2 separate regions of the Homo sapiens genome follow, and region 1 is linked to region 2. The links are chromatin contacts, found by Hi-C or POLR2A ChIA-PET in ENCODE. All regions are on one chromosome and are shown on one strand. Each heading gives the region's core, a stretch centred on a gene start or an enhancer-like site at or near the end of the contact. The rest is flanking DNA. Distances are from core to core; before and after follow the strand shown.

Evidence for each region. Hi-C counts contacts between places; a loop is a spot of excess contacts on that map. ChIA-PET counts read pairs that join two places held with the same protein, here RNA polymerase II (POLR2A). Pooled maps may share reads with other maps.
Region 1: a pooled map shows a loop between it and region 2 (2.0-fold over the local background). The contact joins the promoter of CDH2-AS1 here to the enhancer-like site in region 2. A Hi-C loop is called at or near these places in 1 of 168 maps with a recorded cell type or tissue (PC-3) and 1 of 50 pooled maps. POLR2A ChIA-PET finds 5 or more read pairs at or near these places in 2 of 52 experiments (HEK293 and WTC11).

Annotation. Positions count from the first base shown.
Region 1 is chr18:27,919,986-27,923,246 of GRCh38, reverse strand. It overlaps CDH2-AS1 (CDH2 antisense RNA 1), which reads right to left and starts at 1,653. Exons shown (of 4, transcript NR_199051.1): 1 at 1,499-1,653. RefSeq lists enhancers at 771-1,970, 1-2,306.
Region 2 is chr18:27,837,882-27,841,007 of GRCh38, reverse strand. No RefSeq gene overlaps it. Among named protein-coding and RNA genes, the nearest start is that of CDH2-AS1, 82 kb to the left of the region's middle. Within about 2 kb of position 1,712, at least 2 of the 41 ENCODE cell types and tissues checked have a DNase peak (open chromatin) inside an H3K27ac peak, as active enhancers do.

The DNA.
Region 1 (3,261 bases), core at 404-2,903, 82 kb before region 2:
TACAGTTCATTCATCTATGTTAGCAGCTCATAGCAGGGAACCTGGCCCACAGTAGGCACTCAACACCCAATACCAGTCTTTCCCTTACTCCATGCCCAGTGTATAAGTAAGTGACATATACAGTAAACACATTCCCCTGATCATTAAACAGCAGGCTGATTTTAGAATGTTCTGTCTTGTTTGTTCTCAAAAAACAATCAAAATATTTCAGAAACTCCAACCTGGCATCTCTGACACGTTTTGCAATGTGAGTGAACACAATGTTTTATTGTCCAACCATGTGTACCATTATTTTTTTCATTCAGAGAACGAGTTCACCAAAGTATACGCCACGCTGCCTTCAGGCATTCATGCCTAAGCGGCAGGAATTAATTGTGAGAATGTTCTGCCCAATTGATACCATGCTGTGGTTGCTCAATACTTATTTAAAATATCCACAAAACTTGCTTCTTTGCTTTGACATTTGAACCAGATATATAATGTTGGGCAAGTATTTTGATTCCCATACATCTACATGCCAAAGCTGAAAAATAAGGGACCTATTTTTCCCTCAGAAATGCTTCATGCCTGTATCAAAATACCAAGTTACCATGGTGATAGCTACTCTTGTAAATAGGGCAACTCTACCCCCCTATAGAAGCAAATGTAACACAAAAGGGAGGCAAAATAAGCTCTGAAATAGGGGACAAAAGAGCCTCGGGGAAAAATCTCCAAAGAGAACGAGATAAAGCCTGTTTCAGATAAAAGTCTTGGAAGGTGACAGGCATCCCCCATTGCTCCTCCTTAGAGACCATAGCATAAGCAGACAGGGGTAGGACCTTGAATATATGTGGCGAGGGGATTATGCAGTGCCCACACAGGGAGGTGGTGTTTGCTGAGCACAGAGAAACTGAAGTATTAATCATCACCATAATAACTAACATTCGCTGAGGGCCTATTCTGGGCCAAGCACCATGCTACAGGCTTTATGTGCACTAACTCATTCCACCCTCATAACACTTCCGTGAGGTAGATCGTAAGGCTATTAAGGAGACAGGCCGGAATTCCACGTCGTGCACTTAATCTCTTCACTGTACTGCCTGAAGAGTCATGAGAAAGGAATTTGAAACACCAAAGGGGGAGAAACTGGCTCTATCTTTATCTTTAGAATCAGAGTATGAAAAAGAAAGGAAGCTGATGATCAGAAAAATCAGGCCGGATCAGAGCTCCCGATCGCCCTAAGCACCGTCTAGTCCCGGGAATGGCCAGCCAGTCTGGATGGGAGAGGACACCCGCAGGGGAACCCCGGGAGCAAGTTATGGAGAAAACTCGCCGTCAGGGCAGGAGAGGAAAAGCTTCTGCCAACCGATTCTTTACTGAAACTGAGGGGTGTGTGCATATCATTTGTTTATTTGGGTGAAAGTAGCACTGGCTCTGCTCCTGTTGACTCTCAGCTATACGTCTTCTTTAGTGAACTTGTTAGCCATTTCATTTTAGTAAAATTTCAACAAATTAGTACCTTCAGGGGGATGACCTTGTGGCTTTCACGGCCATCTTCTTCACCTGTTTGAAGCAGTCTTGATTTCCTGCTGCCTCTAGGCTGCTGGCTGTGTGAAGAAAGGGGAAGCTTTCATAGGAAGCCTTCCACGCAGGCTAGAAGAAAGGTGGGAACTCAGGGCAGATTTTGGGAGATGGTGCTGAAAAAGGCGGGCCTACCGTGAGGCTCGGCCCCGCCCTGTGGCTGAGAGGACTCAGAAAAGAGCCCTAGCTTAGCAGAAACAGAATGGCTCTCAGAGACACATTCGGGACAGCAAACCTTAACCAGCCTTCAACGTTGTACTGCTAGGAATTATAAAGTGTTGTTTGTTAAAATGTCAATGCCATAACTTATGCAGACAAATGAATATTGTCCCTCAAGATAGGTTCTTTGGAAGTTTATATGCTCATTTTAACAAAGGTCCCATTGGTGCAAAGTCCTTCTTAAATGTCCTGTGGAGCAGTAGCAATCATTTGTAATCATGCCTCATGTTTAGCTCAGAATTCCATTAACCAGATTCAGCACCCATTTTAATCACTATACCAAATGCTACGTAACTTTCTTTTTGAAAATCAAACCCACTGTCAAAGAACTAAGGTTATTCTCTGAGGATTTTCCTGAATGTGTTGTAAGCTCTGAGTACAATTCCAAAAGAGGAACTCCAAAAGCATTTGATGAAGGGTCAGCATCAATGGGAAATGTGACCTCTAAAGAGGACTGCTTTAATGCAGTCTGTACTCACACGGGCGTGTATAATTTGGTAGACTTAAAAGCAATCAACTCTCTTGGAATAATGTCCTAAATAATGAAAACAATATAAAGCAAATTCATGGCTAATTGTACTTTTCTTGTGGAAGAGTTTTTTTGTGAGTTTGCTTTAATGCAAACTTTTCAATGGAGACTTTGCTTTTGGAAACCATATTATTGAAGAAAAAAACTTACAAAGAAAATTCAGACTTGCATTCATTCAAACTTGTGGAATTAAACATGTTTGCCTACATCAATCAGTATTAAATTCCTCAAGGAATAACTTCAGTGATAAAACTGTCATCAATTACTTTGATCCATGAACTCATGTGTAGTCATTTTCTAGGGACATCCAGAGCCATGAGCCATTGTGTTGCTCGTGGATATTCTGTGGTCCATTTTGTGCATTTAGTTATATGCACGTTGACTAAAATTGTGTGCATCTTATTTAAGCAATATGTTAGTTTTTTGAGAGTATCGCATTATCTACGAATGCTAATCATCTGGGAAGGAGTCTGAAATTTTAAGCATAATTAGTCAAAAGCAAAACTATGAGTCAATTACCAACACAAGTAATAAAAGTGAAATAAAATATGTTTTTCTTTATTATTACTGTTCCCCTGATATATATATATATACCCTGATATATATATACATATATATATACCCTGATATATATATACATATATATATACCCTGATATATATATACATATATATATACCCTGATATATATATACATATATATATATATATCATTCATTTCTTTATATATATATATAATTTTGGCTTTTCTATAGTTCTTTGCTATTTGATATAAAAATTTTGATTGATAATAAGGCTTACCCATGGCAAATTTAACTGGATCAATATTTGCATGATTTAATTTTATCTTAATTGGGTATCTTGAGACTCACTGCAGGTTTTTTTTTTTTCTCAATATGTGCCAAGAAGTACTCTTTCCCATTTGTTCTTCTTAAGATTGTATCCACAGGCAGA
Region 2 (3,126 bases), core at 463-2,962:
CATGCCCAACTAATTTTATATATATATACATATTTTTGTAGAGATGGGGTTTCACCATTTTGCCCAGGCTAGTCTTGAACTCCTGGGCTCAAGCAATCCATCAACCTCAGCCTCCCAAAGTACTAGAATTACAGGCATAAGCCATCGCACCTGGCCTTACATTTCTTAAATAATAATATTTAAAAGTCAAAATTACTCCTTAGGGATTCATGGGCTTCAGAATGGATGTGTCAGCAGGCACGGAAACAACATCAATCTCCTTGTGCAGCTCTATCAGAGATCTGGGATAACCAGGTACATTGTCAATGACCAGTAATATTTTGAAAGAATTTTTTTTCTCAGCAGTAGGTCTCAGCAGTGGGTTTAACACATTCAGTAAACCATGCTGTAAATAGATATGCTGTAAACAGGCTTTATGGTTCCATTTCTAAAGTGTAGGCAGACAGATTTAGTATAATTCTTAAGCACTCTAGGTTTTTGGAATGGTAAATAAGCATTGACTTCAACTAAGTCACCAGCTCTATTAGCCACTAACAAGAGAGCAGCCTGTCCTTTGAAGCTTTCAAGCCAGGAATTGACTTGTCTTCTACAGCTATGAAAGTCCTAGATGGCACGTTCTTCTTGGACAAGGCTGTTTTGTCTCTATTGAAAATCTGTTGTTTAGTATAGCCACGTTCATCAATTATCCTAGCTAGATCTTCTTGGATAACTTACTGCAACTTCTACCTCAACACTTGCTGTTTCACATTGAACTTTTGCTATGAAGAAGCTTCTTTCCTTAAACCTCAGGAACCAACTTCTGCTAGCTTCACACTTTTCCTCTGCAGCTTCCTTACCCCTGTCAGCCTTTATAGAATTGAAGATAATTAGGGCCTTACTCTGGATTAGGCTTTGACTTAAGGGAATGTTGAGGCTGGTTTGATCTTCTATCCAGACCACACAAACTTTCTCCATATTAGCAACAAGCTGTTTTGCTTTCATATAATCATGTATTCATTAGGGTAGCACTTTTACTTCCCTTCAAAAATTTTTTCTTTGCATTCACAACTTGCCTTTCTCTTTGTCACAAGAAGCCTAGCTTTCAGTCTGTCTTGGCTTCCAACATGCCTTCCTCACTAAACATAATCATTTCTAGTTTTCAATTTTTAATTTAAAGTGAGAGATGTATGACTTTACCTATCACTTGAACACTTACAGGCCATTGTAGGGTTATTACCTGGCCTAATTTCAATATTGTTGTGTCTCAGCAAACATCATGGCCCAAAGAGAGGGAGAGAGATGGGAGATTAGCTGGTGGTAGAATTGTCAGAATATACACAACCATTATCCATTAAGTTTGCCATCTTACGTGGGCGCAGTTCATGATATCCCAAAACAATTACAAGAGTAGCATCAAAGATCACTGATTTGTAGATCACCATAACAGATATAATAAATAATGGCAAAGCCACAGAAACATGAAGCAAGTACTTGCTATTGGGAAAATGCTTTGATAGACATGCTCAATGCAGTGTTGCTACAAACGCCAATTTCTAAAAAATACATCTGTGGGGCACAATAAAGTGAAGCACAATAAAATGGTATGCATGGTATGCATGTATATCCTCAGGAGCTAGCAGTAGCCCTTATTTCTCCTATTTATAGGCCTATGTGACTCAAAAAGCAAACGGGCAGCTGCATGCAGGATGTCTTAGTCACTCAGGCTGCTGTAACAAGGTGCTACAGACTGGGTGTCTTATCAAAACAAACAGAAATGTATTTCTCACAGTTCTGAAGGCTGGAAGCCTGAGATCAAGGTGCTAGCATGGTGGAGTTCTGGTGAGGGCTCTCTTTTGAGATTCAGACTCCTGATCTGTGTTGCATCCTGTTATGGTGGAAAGAGAGAGAAAGTGAGCTCTCTCTGTAAGACCACTGATATCATTCATGAGGGCCTCAAACTCATGACCTAATTAGCTCCAAAGGCCTCACCTCCAAATACCATCACTATATGGATTGGATTTCAACATATGAATTTTGGGAGGGACACAAACATTCAGTCTGTAACACAGGGCTGTTTCCTTGTATATGAAGCCAAAGGGGAAAGTCTTTCCATCTACAAGGTCATTTGAAAAGCATCCAGTGTGTGTTAGAGAGTTGGGCACACAATTACTATTTAACATCTTGCCTTGGCCATGGAATGAATTTGTCTTGCTCAGATAGTGAACCAAGATCTCTCTACCTTTTCAAGGACATGCTGTGACCAACAGAGTGATACTGCCCAGATAGGAATGATGCTTAACTATCATTTGCTGCTTTGAACAGTCCTGAAAAAACAGCAATGCTTGCACCATTCATATGTAGTTGCTGGCTTTTCACACCACTACCTTCCTGAGGGTGATTAGTTTTTCTTCTGCTCTAACCTTTGGAACTCCTTAATCAGCTTATTCCTAGGCTTGAGGCCATTAGCACTGATCTGAAACTAGAGGTCTCCAAGCATCTCAGTGGTAGATGCACAGCACATTGGTACAAACCATCAACCAGGCAGCTAGTCTCAGGCTTTCTAAACTTTGTGATTCAGCCAGGTGGTGAGATGAGGCATTACCAAAATTATTTTTCTTAGTCACACTTATCAGTCACACTGGTTGGTTGGGGGCCAACCAACAGGCAAGCCAACTACCTTTTCCAATTTGTACTTAATTACATCATCATATAGGCAAAGTAATGGGCTCTGGTTTCTGGCCCTCCTCTAAATTCAAACAAAATCACATAAGCATTAAGAGAATCATATCACCTTGGCTCACTCTGGCCTCTAAGCATGAATACAGAATGAGGGAAACCACCAGATGTTAAGCTGATCATATCTGCTGAAAAAGACACATCCAAGTGTTGTGTGCCAAGGGGTTTAGGGACCCTGCAGTCATATCAGTTTGGCTATAATCTCACTGGATCTTATAAAGAAAAAGAGTGCAGATCAAGCCAGCACCTGGATGGCAGATGCCGAATCTCCTGGAGAGATGCAGTAAGTGATGCATGGAACCCAAGTAACACTTCCCCCTTTGTGCCTATAATAAATCAGTACCTAGTAGGAGACAAGAGATTGCCTTTTAGTGGGCCCTGTCTCTTTACCTGAGCTTTTTTCTAGATGGC